Linked DNA regions of Homo sapiens: region 2 is linked to region 1. Evidence: chromatin loops called from intact Hi-C (ENCODE). Cell type or tissue: Caco-2. All regions are shown on one strand. Each heading gives the region's core, and the rest is flanking DNA. Links, peaks and the distances in the headings are about the cores only.

Region 1 (8,226 bases), core at 3,620-6,119:
TACTGGGTTAAGGATTTTTGATTAGGAAGGCTACGGGTTGTCAGTGGCCTCAGTGCTTTTGGGCTACGCCCTTGTTTACAGTGACAGCAAGGTGGTATTGGAGTGTTACAGGGTCACGGAGAAGACCTTCAATTATTAATTATAGGTTTTAAATTTACCCTGGCTTTTAAAAGAATAGGGTACACTGTTTTTACTACTGCTCTCTCTCTCTTTCTCTCTCTCTGACTCTGTCTCTTTCTCTCTGACTCCCTCTTTGTCTCTCTGTCTCTTTCTCTCTCTCTGCCTCTCTCTTTCTCCCTCTTTCTCTTTGACTCTCTGTCTCTTTCTCTGCCTCTCCCAGCGGCTTATGCTGCTGTTCTCCCCTCTCCTTCCCCTTCCCTAGGGGAGGGACCGGTGGGAGTGGAGCTACTCTTTCTTCCCCAGAGAAGAAAGGAAAGGGGAGTTCTGAATACTTTTCTTACTACCGAAGGCTTATGTGAGGTTCAACCCCCTGAAATTTGTGGAAGGCTCAACCCCTCAAACCAGGGGTATCTTGCCTTGCCTGTCCTGGAAGGCTCAACCTCTCAAACAAGGGATGTCTTGCCTTGCCTGCCCCAGAAGCCTCAACCCCTCAAACCAGGGATGTCTCGCCTTGCCTGTCCCAGAAGCCTCAACCCCTCAAACCAGGGATGTCTCACCTGGCCTGTCCCGGAAGACTAAACCCTCAAACCAGGGATGTCTCACCTGGCCTGTCCCGGAAGGCTAACCCCTCAAACCAGGCATGTCTCGCCTGGCCTGCCCCGGAAGGCTCAACCCCTCAAACCAGGGATGTCTCGCCTTGCCTGCCCTGGAAGGTTGACCTGTTTCCTCCCTTTCCCCCTCTGAAGGTCCCTTGCACACTTCCCACTCGTGTTGTCCTCTCTGGCTGCTCCCCCAAGGGAGAATTAGGCCCCTTTTAGTGTTTCCGATAGGCGTACCGATATAACTTCCACCGCAGGATCTGCCTTAAGCCATATGAGGTAGCTACAGAACCACAGAGAGGACCCACTCGCTCCGTCCAGCAGTAGGACTTATCACCATCCACTGGAACAACACTGCAAGTAGGGTCGTTTGTGATCATTCACCCCCACACACATTTAGCCCTCTAGAATTTGACCACCAAGGAGGTACTTTACCGGCTCCCGCAGCTTCTCCTTATTTGGTCTGTGCACAGAGTTGTCGCCATAGTATGTGAGGATCCTTTAAGCTAGGTTGCTGGCCAGTTTCTTTCCGCGTTGCTGAGAGCTCAGGTTATTCCTCACACTGGGTCCTGATTTCTCCTTATTTCTCCTGATTTCTCACCCCTGAGGCTGCCACAAGGGGGTGGGATGCCCCTTCTCATGAGAGAAAACCAGAGACTGCCCCCCAGAGGGGAATGTAATCCTGGATGAGCCCCCAAATTGTTATAAATAAAGTTTTGGTGCTGCAACAGAAATAGCACTGGAATATAAAATTTTATTTTTAATTCTCTGCAAGGCAACGTACTTCTATAGAAGGGTGTGCCCTTACAGATGGAGCAATGGTGAGTGCATACCTGGACAAGGGAGGGGAAGGGGTTCTTATTCCTGATGCACGTGGCCCCTGCTGCTGTGTCTTTCCCCTATTGGCTAGGGTTAGACCACACAGGCTAAACTAATTACGATTGGCTAATTTAAAGAGAGTGACGGGGTGAGTGGTTTGGCGGTAAAAATGGTTATGGCAGAGCAGGAAATCGGAATGAGTCAGGTGGAGAATGAGTCAGGGCAGAGCAGATAGTCAGAATGAGTCAGGGTGGAGCACCTGGACAAGGGAGGGGAAGGGGTTCTTATTCCTGATGCACGTGGCCCCTGCTGCTGTGTCCTTCCCCTATTGGCTAGGGTTAGACCGCACAGGCTAAACTAATTACGATTGGCTAATTTAAAGAGAGTGATGGGGTGAGTGGTTTGGCGGGAAAAATGGTTATGGCAGAGCAGGAAATCGGAATGAGTCAGGGTGGAGAATGAGTCAGGGCGGAGCAGGTAGTCGGAATGAGTCAGGGTGGAGCAGGTTATCGAATATGGTTGCTTTATAAGGAAGTTAAGTTTAAAAGTAGAAGGCAAAGTACTGAACATACTGACATATTGATTCTTTGAAGAGAAATTTAGAACTCAAATCTAACAACCACCTCCTACAGGTCTTGAACTGCAGAGGTCTCTTGAAGCTTTCTTCATTCTTCCTTGATGTATACTTTTTTTTTTTTTTTTTTTGAGATGGAGTTTTGCTCTTGTCACCCAGGCTGGAGTGCAATGGCATGATCTTGGCTCACTGCAACTTCTACCTCCCAGTTTCAAGTGATTCTCCTGCCTCAGCCTCCTAAGTAGCTGGGATTACAGGGGCCTGCCACCACGCCTGGCTAATTTTTGTATTTTTAGTAGAGATGGGGTTTTACCATGTTGGCCAGGCTAGTCTTGAACTCCTGACCTCAGGTGATTCTCCTGCCTTCGCCTCCCAAAGAGCTGGGATTATAGGTGTTAGCCATGTGCCTGGCTGATGTATGTGTATGTGTGTTATATATATAGTGTGTGTGTGTGTTTTTTTTTTTTTTTTTTTTGAAAGGGAGCCTTGCTCTGTTTCCAGGCTGGAATGCAGTGGCACAATCTCAGCTCACTGTGCAGCCTCCACCTCCTGGGTTCAAGCGATTCTCCTGCGCCAGCCTTCTGAGTAGCTGAGACTTACAGGCATGCACTACCATACCCAGCTAATTTATACTTTTTTATTTTTTTTTTTCTGCAGTATTTTATTTGCTGGGTTGATTAGTTCAGTCTTCAGACCAGCAGGAGAGGTGTTCCTGGGTAGAAACCTGTTGTAGATAAAGTAGATGGGTAAATGCAATACCCAGTGGTGGATGGAGGTCCCAGCCTTGACAGAGGTAGCAGCTGGGAAAGCCCTCACTGAAACACACTGAGGTCTTAACACAGGCAAGGGGGAGCCACCTCAGCTCTCCTACCAGGCCAGCAGGGAAGTGATCCACCTCACAGACACACTCCTATCCCAGTGTTCTGGTTATTCAGATCAGACAGGCACCTTTTTTTTTTTTTTTTTTTTTTTTTTGACGGAATCTCCCTTTGTCGCCCAGGCTGGAGTGCAATGGTGCGATCTTGGCTCACTGCAACCTCTGCCTCCCAGGTTCAAGCAATTCTCCTGCCTCACCCTCCCGAGTAGCTGGGATTACAGGTGCCTGCCACCATGCCCAGCTAATTTTGGTATTTTTAATAGAGATGGGGTTTCACCAGGTTGGCCAGGCTGGTCTGGAACTCCTGGCCTCAGATGATCCACCCACCTTGGCCTCCCAAAGTGCTGGGATTACAGGCAGGAGCCACTGCACCCAGCCCAACAGGTACCTTTTTTTCATCTGCAGAAATGTTGATGTTCCAACCAGAGAGGAATTGTGACTGTGCCTCTCGTGCAAGCCTGAACCTGGAGGGTGCTCCACCTCTGGGGATGTAGTCAACCTGCAGTGATCCAGAAAGGTTATCTATAGGTGCACCCACACCAAGCTCCAGTGAGAGAAGCCCCAGTTATTTCACAGTCATGGATGAGGGGTAAAAGAAGTTCCCTTTTCCAAGGCCCTTCATGAGCACCAGGGCTGCCTGCCTGTTGGGGTATTGTTGCAGACTATCCTAGCTGAGCCCAGCGCTGCAACTGTGCCACTGCTGAAACTTCTCACCAGTGGTAAGATCTGGGACTCAAGGCTTGCCATCTGGATTCTTTTGTACTACTGGCTGTTCCCTTAATGTGGGGCACTCCCTCTTCCCTAGGGGTAGGAGTCCCTGAGAGCCAGACTACTGTGACTACTGTTGTTCCTCTTGGTCTAGCCACCCAGTGAGTCTGCCGTAATTCAGGCTGGTGCTGGGTAATGTCTGCAAGGAATCCAGTGATGTAACCTGTCCTCAACCCTCTCAGCAGTGGGTACCAGCCAGCACCCATTCTGATGGGGGCGTGACATACACTCTGAGATTTCTTGGTTATAAGTAGTCTTAGTTTGTTGGCTTTCTCAAATTCTGGTTGTAATAGTAATGAACTTGTCCTGTGGACAGACTTAGGACCTTCTGGTTAGCCAGGGTGGTGCAGGCTATAGTGATAGCTCATGCACAAGTTTTCTCCTTCCTGGGTGCAGTGTTATTGTACCTGTGGATGCTGTAATGGTCTGTGTTGGTTGGCTTCCAGCCAGAAGGTGATGCTCGCAAGAGAATGCCAGCTGCCACAATAGTGATGGGATTTGTGCTTGCTTTATGTTACCCAGGGGATGTACTCTGGTTTCCAGATGATGATTGGGGCCGTAGGGCTCCCAGAAGTTCTGTCCCTTGTGTTAAGTTACCAGGGCAGGTTGAGGGGCAAAGCCAGGTGGGAGCTGGGTCAGGCAGGCCCTTGCTCTGGTTCTCTGTGTACAGGGCAAGCAGAGGCCCCTGTGGGGGTGAGGGGACTGGTTCTCTGGCCGCTGGGGTGATGTTCCAGGAAGGAGTGTAGCTTCTGCTGCACAGAAGAGTTCGCTCAGGGAGTGGGGAGTAACAGGCAGCAGGAAGCCTCACCCAGCTCCCATGCACTTGATAAGGCAGGTCTCTCACCTGCAGTGTTCACTAGCAGCAGCTAGCTGAATTCCAGGCCGTCTTTGCTCAATACTGCCCCAGGCCGTCATTCTTTTCCTTGGAGACAGGAACTGGCTTTCAGGCAATGCCACTCCTCATCTGCCCACAAAGCTGGGGTGCCCATCTCCTGTGCCTGTGGCTGGAGCAATTTCAAGGAAAGTGCTTCCCACTCAACCCCTGGTTCTGGCCAAGGGAGTTTGTCCCCACTTGAGATTATATTATGAATTTCATTTGAGAGCTTCTTTCAACCTGCTGCCACTGCCTGAGTTAGTTGGCAGATTTCTGTGAGGTCCCCTGTCAGTTAGAATCAGGAATGGTTTCCCTCCGCCTGTGCTGGAGACTGGAAGTGCGTGCAAGGCTCTTCTTGCTGCTGTTCCTACTTTTACATGCCCCACCGCTTGCTATATCAGTTCCCACACTGGATAGGATTAAGGCCTCCCTCTGTAGGCTGGATTGCCAGCTTTCCCGGTGGTAATGTGTATCCTGGAGGCAGTCTCTTCCTCTCTCACACTCTGGAGACTTACAGTTTTTCCACCTGGCTCTCAGTGTAGGCTGCAGCCTGCAGCTTCTTTCAAAGAGTCTTTGGTTTCTTCCCATTTTCCTGTTAAGTTCCTGCATTGCTCCATGGAAAAAAGTGAACAGTGTGAATTTCAACTCAATATTTTGTCTTTCCAAGTGGCAGAGGCTGCCTCTAATCTGCTATTTTGGCCACATGGCCCCAGAAGATTATTTAAATTGTAAATCTTTAACTTTAATTCCCATTAGTGCTACTTATAACTACATGATAAAATGGGTTTAAATTAAATTTAGACTGGTTAATATGGGAGATGTTAAAAAAAAATCTTTCTCACCGAATTGGTAAGATTCCCCTTAACTATAGTGGTTTTATCTGTATGGATGAATACAGTTTTTACCATTCATTGTAAACATGAACACTGCTAGATTGTGGAGGAACATTAAAGAAATCTTTCTCAATTTGGAATTAAGGCCCTGAGCAATGACCTAGAAATCAGACATACTTGAAATATTTAGTAGGGAAATGAAGATCTTTTATGTCAGGTGCTTACTTTATGATTCTCAGAAACCAACTGGTACTTTAAGGAACCTTGCGTTCAGGCCACTCCTAATTATCTTCTTTCTCCTTGCTGAGTTCTATTCCATACTTGTAGAAAATAAACTTCTGGGAAAACTTAATTTTAGTCTTTGATTACATGATTCAGGTTAGCTTTAAGGAACATTGTTTAATATTGAAATGTATAAGTAGAAAACATTAATTTCTTTATAGATGTATTTTTAAAAAGAATGCTGTTTTTGTTTGTGATGCTTTAGTTCCAGTATAATGCTTTCTACACATTCCTTTAAAATCACTCCTCAAGGGAGAACAGAGGCAACCCATACCCCATTCTAAACTCCTACCCCTCTTGCCCAATAAGAGTAATCACTACGTAGCTTTATTCTGTTAATGACGAGCCAAAATTTCATTAAAGTATATTTTTTACTTTATTCTGTAATTTATTTGTATTTGTTTTCACATGAAAGTAATAATAAAAAAGTGCTGTGCTTATCCAGCTTTATTCCACTATAGGATATACATATCTTAAGAAGACCACTATTGGAGGACTTTACTCTGGATGCTTTTGGTCTCATTCATCTGTTTATGGAAAACTAGCTAAGTGCCTTTAAATACTAGGCCCAAATCTGTTTGTTGAACAGTGAACAAAATAGGCTGACATTTATGCTTTCATAGAATTTAGATTCTAATGGCAGGGGGTGTGGGTGGCAGATTAGTGAGTTAAATATGCTACGGGTTAGTGATAAATGCTAGGGTGTAAGAGTGTGTGTGCACACATGTGCATGCACGCACATATGTGGAGGCTGAAGACAATGCTTGCTCCTGCCCCATCCCCACCACAGACCTCGTAGCAACTGGTTCCCAAACTTTATTTATCATAAAAGTCATTGACCTTGAATCACAATGGGCTGGGTCCCTGCACTACACAACATCTGAATGTGAATGTGAGTCTTAGATTATAGATAATTTTCCATACTTAAAAAGTTATGAGCATATGGAAAAAGCAGTAACAGTATACACAATTTCATTTCTCAGATGTACATCTCTTCTCATGAGTTTTCGTCCTGAAAATACAGAGAGATATTAGTACTATCTTGTTCATTATCTGGAGAGTCCTTGCCAAAATATTGCACACAGTTCCACTGATTGAGCATTTCTAGGGTTCTCAGATGACTTATATAAATAAGCAGCTGCTGGTAGCCATTGTCAGCTCATTGTCTTCTTTGAGTCTCATTGTCTTGTTTTAGGCTTAGACCATCTGCCAAAAACAAACCCAAGGGAATAGTAGTAAGTTGAAGATATCAGGTTGAAGGTATCAGGCCCTAGATGTGCATGAATGAAAAACTAAGAGAGAACTTATTTCTTATTTCCCCCCTGTCATAACAGGGACAACAGAGATCTATTTACAAGATAGGTTTTTCATGGTGTTAAGGTTTTGTGGTGTTCAAAGATAGGAAAAGGAAGTTGAGGCAGTGCAGTATATGCTGTTTGTCTCATTAGGTTATTAACTATTTGAGGTTAGGGATAATGCTTTTCCTTAATTGACAATGTCATGCTCTATATAATGTCATTATTTAATATGACTGATGGAAATATAAAATATAAAGGTACACTATGACTCACTGAATCTAAGTTTCACAGTTTTAATATTTTAGCATTTCTAAAATTGGATAGAGGTCTTACAATATATCGTCTTTGGCCAGGCATGGTGGGTCATGCCTGTAATCTCAGCACTTTGGGAGGCTAAGACAGGAGGATGGCTTGAGGCCAGGAGCTCGAGACTAGCCTGGTCAATACAGTGAGACCTTGTCTCTACAAAAAAAAAAAAAAAAAAAAAAAAAAGTAGCTGGGCATGGTGTCATATATCTTTAGTCCTAGCTACTCTGTAGGCTGAGGCAGGGGGATAGCTTGAGCCCAGGCAGTTGAAGCTGCAGTGAGCAATGATCATGCCACTGCACTCTAGCCTGGGCAACAGAGCAAGACCCTGTCTCAAAAATAAATATATTTTTAAATACAATTTATCATCTTAGAATATATGAACTGTAGTAAATAAAAATGACAGCACCTAAAATTTGTAGTATTTGTGGAACCGATGATAAGAAGTTTTGAAGTAAGCCAAAAATGCTTAGAGAGTTGAAAACGGCATATACATTTGTTAAGTTTTTTATTGAATGGTGACCCAATCATAGGCCGATTACATGCTGATTAAAGCCTGGCATAAATTGTGTGTATCATTTGTATGAAAGTCTCTTTTATTTGCAGTAAGATGATAATTAGAGATAACATGTCTTCCAAAGTTTGGAAAGCTCTACAGCCAGACGTAGTTGCACAAGTTGACACAGTTGGAATTCCTCAGTTCTGGTTGCTAAATAAAAATCTTCACTATTCAGAATCACAGCAGGCAGTTGCTCTCTGTGTACAGATCATTGAAGTGCATACATGTTAATGGCTCAAATAAACAGCATAGCATTTTAGGTGAATGAGTTTTACTTTGTGCTTAGTTTTTAGAATAAAAGATTGAGATTTATTTTT
Region 2 (8,226 bases), core at 3,716-6,215, 75 kb after region 1:
ACCACATATGGTTCAGTTTTATATTACAGAGGCTGTGTCTGGTTGAGGCTGGTAATTCCCTAGTGTCTTAATTGGCCAAAACATCCAAATCACCAATTTAATCCAAGTATTACTAGAGGGAATATTTTCTTTGGAGTTCCCTGCAGGCCCTTGAACTAAGCAACAACCAGCAAAATCTGAGATAGTTTTCTAACTGGAAAAAGCCTCTGTTTTGTTAACTCTAAACTCGTGGAATTATCAAGACTGTCAGAGAATATTAGGTTATCAAATATAAACAATTATTTATTTGTCCTTATAAATAATGACCTCCTCTGAGAAGCTCTTATGATGATATCATCAGTGAAAACAAGGCATTGCCTCTAATAAAAATCATTTTTACCCCCAAAACCACACCTATATTTAAAGGTTATGTCATTATTGAGGATATTTGAAAAGAATGTGCTATTCTGACAGATTTCAAAAGTAAAATTCTAAAACAAAGATTTTCAATCAAGTAGAGCATTGCTGAAAAAAGTAAGGGCATTATTTGGCCATGAATTTAACCATGAGTTTATTAGAATTATTAGATTATAATTAAGACAGTGTTTGTGCTTTTGCAGATTAAGTATATCTGAATGCACTTGCATATCCCCCACCCACCGGCAGCATGTGGGTAGTAGCCTCTGGAAGTGAAACTGTAGGAATGTTTGTGAGAAGGTTCCCAGGGTAGCATAGAGTTAGTATTCAATAGCTTGGTGGCCACATCTTTTCTGCACATGCTTACATAGATTGTGTGGTCTGCTCTTGGCCTTGTTTTTAAGTTAAAGTTTAATGATGCTTGCTTTAAGGCTGCCCTCACTGTTTTTCAGTCATAGACTACTAATGACTGAAGTCCTTTCAACTAGAAAGGGATGACAGGAAAGGTTAAGAGAGAGAGTTGAGAAATGAGAAAGAAAGAACAGAAAGTCATTAAAATTTCACAGGATCAGTACATACAGGTTATTGCACTAGCTTCTACACTGGAGTCCCGAATACGGATCTAGGAAGCACATGAATTCAATAACTAGTTGTATATATGATATATGATGATGACTTTTTGTCAAAATCTTCATGAGCTGGGAAATTCAGCATAGTGTAGTGAAAAATGTAGGGCTCTAGCGGAGACTCTTCTCCTAATCAACTATATATCATCATAGATGACAGATTTAATCTTGGAGTCCATGCTCTGAATTTTGGGGTTATAATCATTTCCCTCCCTACTCCATGATTTGTGTATAAACTTATGTCTGTGAAAGCAGTTTGACATCCAAGTTTTGAATAACCTTACCTCTATTACCACACATTTTGCCTGATTTTATAATCATTCCTTACTGGTTTCTTTCCCATTCTAAGCTGTAGGCTCCTTGAAGCTGTGTTACTTGTCTCAGAAGCCTTAGCACATAGCACAGCTGGGCTGAATAATTGTTATGAGTGAATGTTTTTATAAACAAATTAATAGACAAAGGAGGATGGTTAACAACATTGGGAGTATGGTGCATTCATCACAAGGAATAACATTGTAACTCTGAAATAGTAATGGCAATGGAAGTGCTTGTTAGAAAAATTTTACAGCATCATTTTCATTGATAAAATTAACAATGAGTAGCTCCTAGAAATTAGAAATACCTTTACTTAATCAACTGGCATAGACTACCCATTCTTGTTTAATAATTAAGTAATGTAGATGCTTTCAGGCTTCAAATTATTATATTGTCCTTATATTATGTTCTATGTTTATTTCTCATACTATGCCTTGTTCCTGATTCAGTTGGGTGTTACTTCTGTAACATTTTTTATGAGAAGAGGGCATACCGATTTAATAATATAAACAGTTCAACATAACTTCATAGGACAATTGAAAATGCTGCATTTAGTTTTAGGAAAATGTTAGCTCTGAAACCTTTAATGGCATTAAATAAAGTGTTTTGTTTATATCAGCCATTCAAATAAAAACAACACGATTTTTATTATACCAGAATAAGCACTTTTACCATTCATTTAATGCTTAATTTGTACGTGAAGAATATTTGGATATTGGCATCTGGCTTGTGTTGTCTTGGAGTAAAGAAAACATGAATGGGAGCTTCCTCCAGTACCGTGTTGGCTGTATGTGCAGTTTTCTGCATGGATGAGATGACTCTGTAGTGTATATTTTACGCAGCATGCTCCTTAAATCTGCTTCAAAGTGTCACTCCCAGGTTTCTTCTTCTGTTTTTCATTCTTTTGCTGCAGTCTTTACAAGTCCAGCTTGTGTGGGCATGTACCCACATTCAGTGTGCATGTGTTTTATGACTCCAATTTAGGCAGCTGTTTTTGAAATGTAGTCTTTTGTGTTTATTTATTTGCTTGGAAATGCTCAGCATTGCTAGAAAGCTCTGTACATAATGGGATGAGGAAAACCATGCAGTGGCTGAGTTCCCGTGGCTGTCAGATGTTGTACTTCAGTAGAGTTTTTGATCGGTTCCTCAGAAGCTTATGTCCAGGGTTCCTGAGTCCAAGTGGGTAGACGAGTTATTATTTATTCTAGCTGGTAAAATGCTGTTTTTTTTCTCTCTCTCTCTCTTTCCTTCCTTTCCCCACACCTCCCCTCACTTCTCCTTGAAAGTGTTATATTGAAGGATTCCACCTAACCCTTATTCCAGGGTTTTAATAATTTCTGGACAAAGAATTTTAAGAAAATATTTCTGTGGCTTGGTGTGGAATACGTCCTATAATTTCCTTTTGGGGAAACACATGAATGAGATGGCTATTGAACGTATATGTTATCCATTTTGTGGACTTTCTGTAGTTTGATTTTTAAATCCTAGACTGACTATCCCTGCAACTCAGGATGCTTCTACATGTTTTCAGAGGTTTATACTATGGATATCCAAAGTAGCCTTAATATTATCTTAGGGACAATATCATTATAAAGTTACTTGATAATTACACTGAATCATTTAATACATTTCAAGACTATACAGATGTAACTTTGGGTAATTTGTGTTCTTCTCTCATGTACCATAATTTAGAATTTATTATCATTACATTTAGGTAAAGTGAATTTATCTAGACCTTACCAGCTCCTGAGTATCAATGTAGTTATATTAACAGTAATAGTTGAAGTTTTACTTGCTTACTTCACCAATTTTAAGATTACAAGATCTCTAAACCCCCAAATTTCCTGTTCCCACCTTGTAAATTTGGGGACTCCTCAGGGACTGTCTCACCCTCCCTAAGAAATCCTTCCTGCTCATGTCACCCCTGTCTCTCTGGGGTATGTAATTCTTTCTGCTGCTCAGCTGGGAAAAATATTTTGCCGTTGGTTTTCTATACAGAAGGGAGTTACCAGATCAAGCTAGAGATTTTCAAAGGATATTTGCAAAAGTTAATTACACAATTCTTTAACATGGATTTTAAAAAAAGAGGAGGGTGGCAACGGGGAAAGAATTTTGTGAGAAGGGTTTTTTGGGTGAATTTTGTTGTGAGCCTTACATCCTTTTTTTTTTTTTTTTTTTTTTTTGAGACTGAGTCTCATTGCCCAGGCTAGACTGCAGTGGCGTTACCGCAGCTCACTGCAACTTCCGCCTCCTAGAATCAAGTGATTCTTCTGCCTCGGCCTCCCGAGTAGCTGGGATTACATGGGCTGCCACCACGCCCAACTAATTTTTGTATTTTTAGTAGAGATGGGGTTTCACAATGTTGGCCAGGCTGGTCTCAAACTCCTGACCTCAAGTGATTCACCCATCTTAGCCTCTCAAAATGCTGGGATTACAGGCATGAGCCACAACGTCCGGCCAAGCCTTACATCTTTACATAGAGTGATGGGACCTTCAATGGAATCACTTGGAAAACACCATGTGATTTTCCCCTAGTTGTGGGGTCATGGTAGTCTGGTATGCAACTCATACTTTGTGAAGCTGATGTGGCCTGTGGCATGTGGAAAAGACAGCACAACTTGCAGCAGGTGGCTGCATTCCTAACCCAAAGGTGCATGGATCCCAAGGGCCTGTTGGTGAACCCACAGTGGAAATGTTTACCTGGGGTCATTTTCTACAAGGGTAATGCCAGTAGGATGGGAAACCTCATCAGTATGAGGCTGTGGGGAATACCATGGGGTATAGAAGCTGAGGGGTAAGGTGTGGCTGGCCACAGGAGAGGCACTGCCCACATTGGCAAAGTCATAGTTGTGGAGGCCTACTAAGGAAGTAAGTCTCAAATAACCTGTGAAAATAATATTCACAAGAGAGAGCTGGCTCTAGCCCATCTCCTTGGCCAGAGAAAAGGAATCTTTAAGTATCAAGCAAGAACTTTCCTTCACTATGCCCCACAGTGATCTTGGAAGTGGTTAGTAATAGAAAAGGAGATGTGTGGAAGAGAAAAAGTCAACTAGAATCTACCCTTTACAAAACATAGGTTCTCTCCTTCACCACATGGGAGTGGGGGTAAGAGATTTAGAGGCTTTTTATTTCCTAAGTGTTCAGAAAAGCCACAGGGTCTGCCCACAGTCTCATCCCTGAGAGCAGGTGAAGGACTGCTGCCTATCACTGAGCAGGTGAAAAATGGGAAGTAAAAGTCATGGCTCTTAACATTCCAGGGGTCCTGCTGTTGAGAATGCCTTGCTTTGTTTGACACTATCAGTCCTCCAAGTGGTCTCACTTGCCGCTAAGTGCTGATTTGTAGTCAGTGGCAAAGCATGAGGGTAATACTTTTCTTCCTTTTGTGTTACACCCTTTAGAAGGATTTTCCCCAGTTTAAAAAAAAAAATCCTTAGTGTTTTGCAAAGTTCAGGGGAAGAACTCTTGTGGTTTTGCTTAGAGCTTTCTTTATTTCAAGCCCTCAGAGCTGATCCAGGGACAGATTTGACAAATTGCTGCTATACATGCTGTGCTCACCCCTGTTCTCTGATGACTGAGCTTGTTTGTTCAAGGAAACTACCTCATTGTCTCTGACTAGGCTTCTGTGAAATAGTAATGCAGTTCACCAGATATGCTCAAATATGTGTGGACCCCTGGTGGTGGTTTCAACCTGAGCAAGGTATGAGGAACCATTATAAATAGGCATGCATCAGGGTATCAGAGCTGCCTAGACAGACCTGCAGAACTCTCAGATTCAACATACATGACTTTAAGGGGGAAAGGGCCTACCTACTATTAATTGTTGAAAGATACTGCTTTTCTGTTTGTCTTTTTTTTTTTTTTGGAGACAGGGTCTTGCTCTCTCACCCAGGCTGGAGTGCAGTGGCATGATCCTAGCTCGCTGCAGCCTCAAACACCTGTGCTCAAGTGATCCTCCCGCCTTGGCCTCCCAAAGTGCTGTGATTACAGGCGGAAGCCACCATGCTCGGCCTACCTTACCATTTTGTAGATGTGTAAAGTGAGGCCCAACAGTTGCCACATGCCCAGGATGCACAACTAGTGAATATTACAGCAAGCAAAGTAATTTTGCACGTTTGGCTGCAAGTAATACAAAACACAATAGTGGCTTAAATCATTAATGAGTTTATGGGCCTTATGCAAAGAGGAATCTGGAAATAGGCAGCCAAGGTGATGCCTCCAGGAGTGCAGGCTCCTTTGCTCTCCTTTCCTGCCATCCTTAGTCTGTGGCCCTTATCCTCATGCTTGTCACACCACAAGCATAGCTTTGTGGCAGTTGGCACTTTCTGGCATCAGGTTCATGTTTCAGGCAGGAAGAATGGTGGCTTGGGGAAAAAAAGCATGGTGGCTTCCGCCTGTAATCACAGCACTTTGGGAGGCCAAGGCGGGAGGATCACTTGAGCACAGGTGTTTGAGGCTGCAGCGAGCTAGGATCATGCCACTGCACTCCAGCCTGGGTGAGAGAGCAAGACCCTGTCTTCAAAAAAAAAAAAAAGACTTTCAAGACTTTCAAGAACCTCACCAGGTTAATTCTGCTATCACAGGACCAGTCATAGTTACAAACTGGGTTGGAGATGTATTTTAACTGGACACACTGGCAGCTCTAGTAGTGCTGACCAGGGCATGCAAAGAATCTTCTTAGCTTCAAAGGCATTACCCACTTTACTATGATACAGACAGCTCCTCCTCAGTGACTCCTCCTCTGCCCCCTAGGGTGGCCAGTGACTGCCATATTGTTCAGTGATAGAAATTACCCTTTTTCATATTGTGCATGCATATAATAAACTTCAATTTTGGCATTTTCCAATGGTTAATGATTCCTTTATCTGTTTACGGTTGTATGTTATTTTCCCCCTTGTTGTCTGATTGGTGATTATTATAAATTGTTTCTAAAATCTTCTAATTACCCAGGTATTCCTTGATTATAAATCACATGAGCAAAATCGGCTAGTTCTTTACTCTGAAGTTTATTTTTAACAAAATTCATCCATTCATTTAAGATGTTTACAATTACTTTGTGATGATAAGACTAAGTCCTAGAGTTCATACTTTTGCAGCATTAGCAAGGACAAAATTCTGATCAAAGCTACATACTTTGGATTCTCCAAAGGTGTGTTTGTATCTTTCAAATATGTGTTCTGTAGGACAGTAGAATAACAATAAAAGCAATATTAATAGGATGTTAGTAAGGGCTCAGAAGTTAAAATCTTCTTCCATGGTCAGATTACTTTGAAAACTCCTTGGTTTAGTAACTTTTATTTTTATACTAGAATATATCTCAATTTTCAATATTACACATGCGTGTGTCTCACCAGGAGGAATATATTTCCCAAGCTTGACGAGACTTATACTGAATGCTCTTTGGAAGACACTATCTGTGAGGCAGCAACAAATTGCCTCAGTAAGTAAAAATACCAATTTCATAGTAGCAGTTTGGAAAAGGATACCATGCTACTTAAGATTCATATTGGCAACCTGTGACTGTAATTTGAGTGGTTTGGTGGCTGCTGTAATATGGAGAGCACGCGCTTTCCTTCTTGTTCTTAGTGAGTTCTGCTGAGAACAGAATGATTGCTTCTGAGTGTAGACTGTGGAGCCGCAGCGTCAGCCTCGCCTGAGTGCTTGTTAGATATGCATGATGTCAGGCTTGCTGCGGACCTACTGAACAAGAAGCTGCAGTGTCACAAGATCCTCAGGTGTTTCTTGTGTGCATTAAAGTCTGAGAAGCCCTGATCTAGAAAATAACGTCTCAACTCATCTGTGATGCCAATATTCTTGTCAGATTGTTGCTGGGGTAGGATTTCAGCTTTTGGTGAACAGAGAATGAATCAATTATCTATTTGGTTTAGTGCCAACTATAATAATAATATCATAGAGTGAGCCGTCATCTGGCATTGTTGGGAGATGGAGTACAGGTGAACAATTTGTCAGCTCGGGCAAGGTCAATAGCCTGCTTTGAGAAACCTTGGTGGGCACCACGGTTACTATTTCAGAGCCAGAGAGAAGAAGGCAGAGGGCAACATTTTTCTTGGGATATAATTTTTCTTCCCTTCTTAAAATACCGTGAGTAATGTACGGGGTGAGGGAAAGATGGGAAGGGGTCAAAGTTGAAAAAAAAGTAAGATAATTTGACTCAATTTAATCAAGTATTTGCAAGTTATATTAGTTGAAATTTTCTGTGCTTGGATTTTTGGATTCATATCTGCTGTGCTGGAATCCTGTTTCCACTATGTTCTAATCACGTGAGCTTGGGCATATTACCAAAGTGCCTGGAGCCTGAATTTCCATGTGTGTGAACGGGGGCCAGTAACACCTACTCCAGCCAGCTGTTGTGATGATTATACAGAGGAGTGGACCTTGTAAAGGGTAGCTCAGTTTACTGTCATCAGTATCCTCATAAACATCATCATTAGGTTATTAAACAAGGTTTTCATTATACTGGGTATTTCTGAGTTCCTGAAGGGAACAAAACTGTTCAAGAGAATGAATAAAAGTAAAATTTTACTAAGAAAAACACGGAACTGACTTAAAAGGAGTCATCCACATCGTTAGGATATTATAACATTGTACTAAAAAAATTAGTTAATAGGGTGTTCTTTTTTGAGAGGAGTCAAGAAAATATCCGATGAAACACGTTTATGTTAGTGACTCACCAGTGTTCTGTAAGCACAGATGGCCTTTGTATAGGGAAGCTCACATTCCTGCCATCCAAGCTACTGCTACTGTAGAAGATTTTATTCTTAGTATTTTTGCTGCTCTTGCTGGGGGTTGCTTGTGGGGAATTCCTTGCCTCTGCCAGGGCATGGTGGTCTGTAGATAGGTTTCTACTTTTTCTGGTTTACTGGGAAAGGAG

What was found. Peaks named below come from ENCODE experiments on the same cell type or tissue, not always from the same donor. Only the 100,000 strongest peaks of a DNase experiment are listed, where the experiment ranks them.
Region 2: it touches region 1 in a loop (5-fold over the local background); 4 of 110 quality-filtered maps call a loop at or near these places.

What each region holds. Positions count from the first base shown.
Region 1 is chr11:100,748,713-100,756,938 of GRCh38, forward strand. The region is part of intron 1 of ARHGAP42 (Rho GTPase activating protein 42); the gene reads left to right. Among named protein-coding and RNA genes, the nearest start is that of ARHGAP42-AS1, 65 kb to the left of the region's middle. RefSeq lists enhancers at 1-223, 1,284-2,483. In Caco-2, for the core only: no CTCF peak of the experiment used is centred there; a DNase peak (open chromatin) is centred at 4,619.
Region 2 is chr11:100,823,507-100,831,732 of GRCh38, forward strand. All of the region lies in intron 3 of ARHGAP42 (Rho GTPase activating protein 42), which reads left to right. Among named protein-coding and RNA genes, the nearest start is that of SNORD13I, 110 kb to the right of the region's middle. RefSeq lists enhancers at 4,086-4,811, 4,812-5,537, 5,538-6,261. In Caco-2, for the core only: a CTCF peak has its summit at 4,994 (motif pointing left); a DNase peak (open chromatin) is centred at 4,995.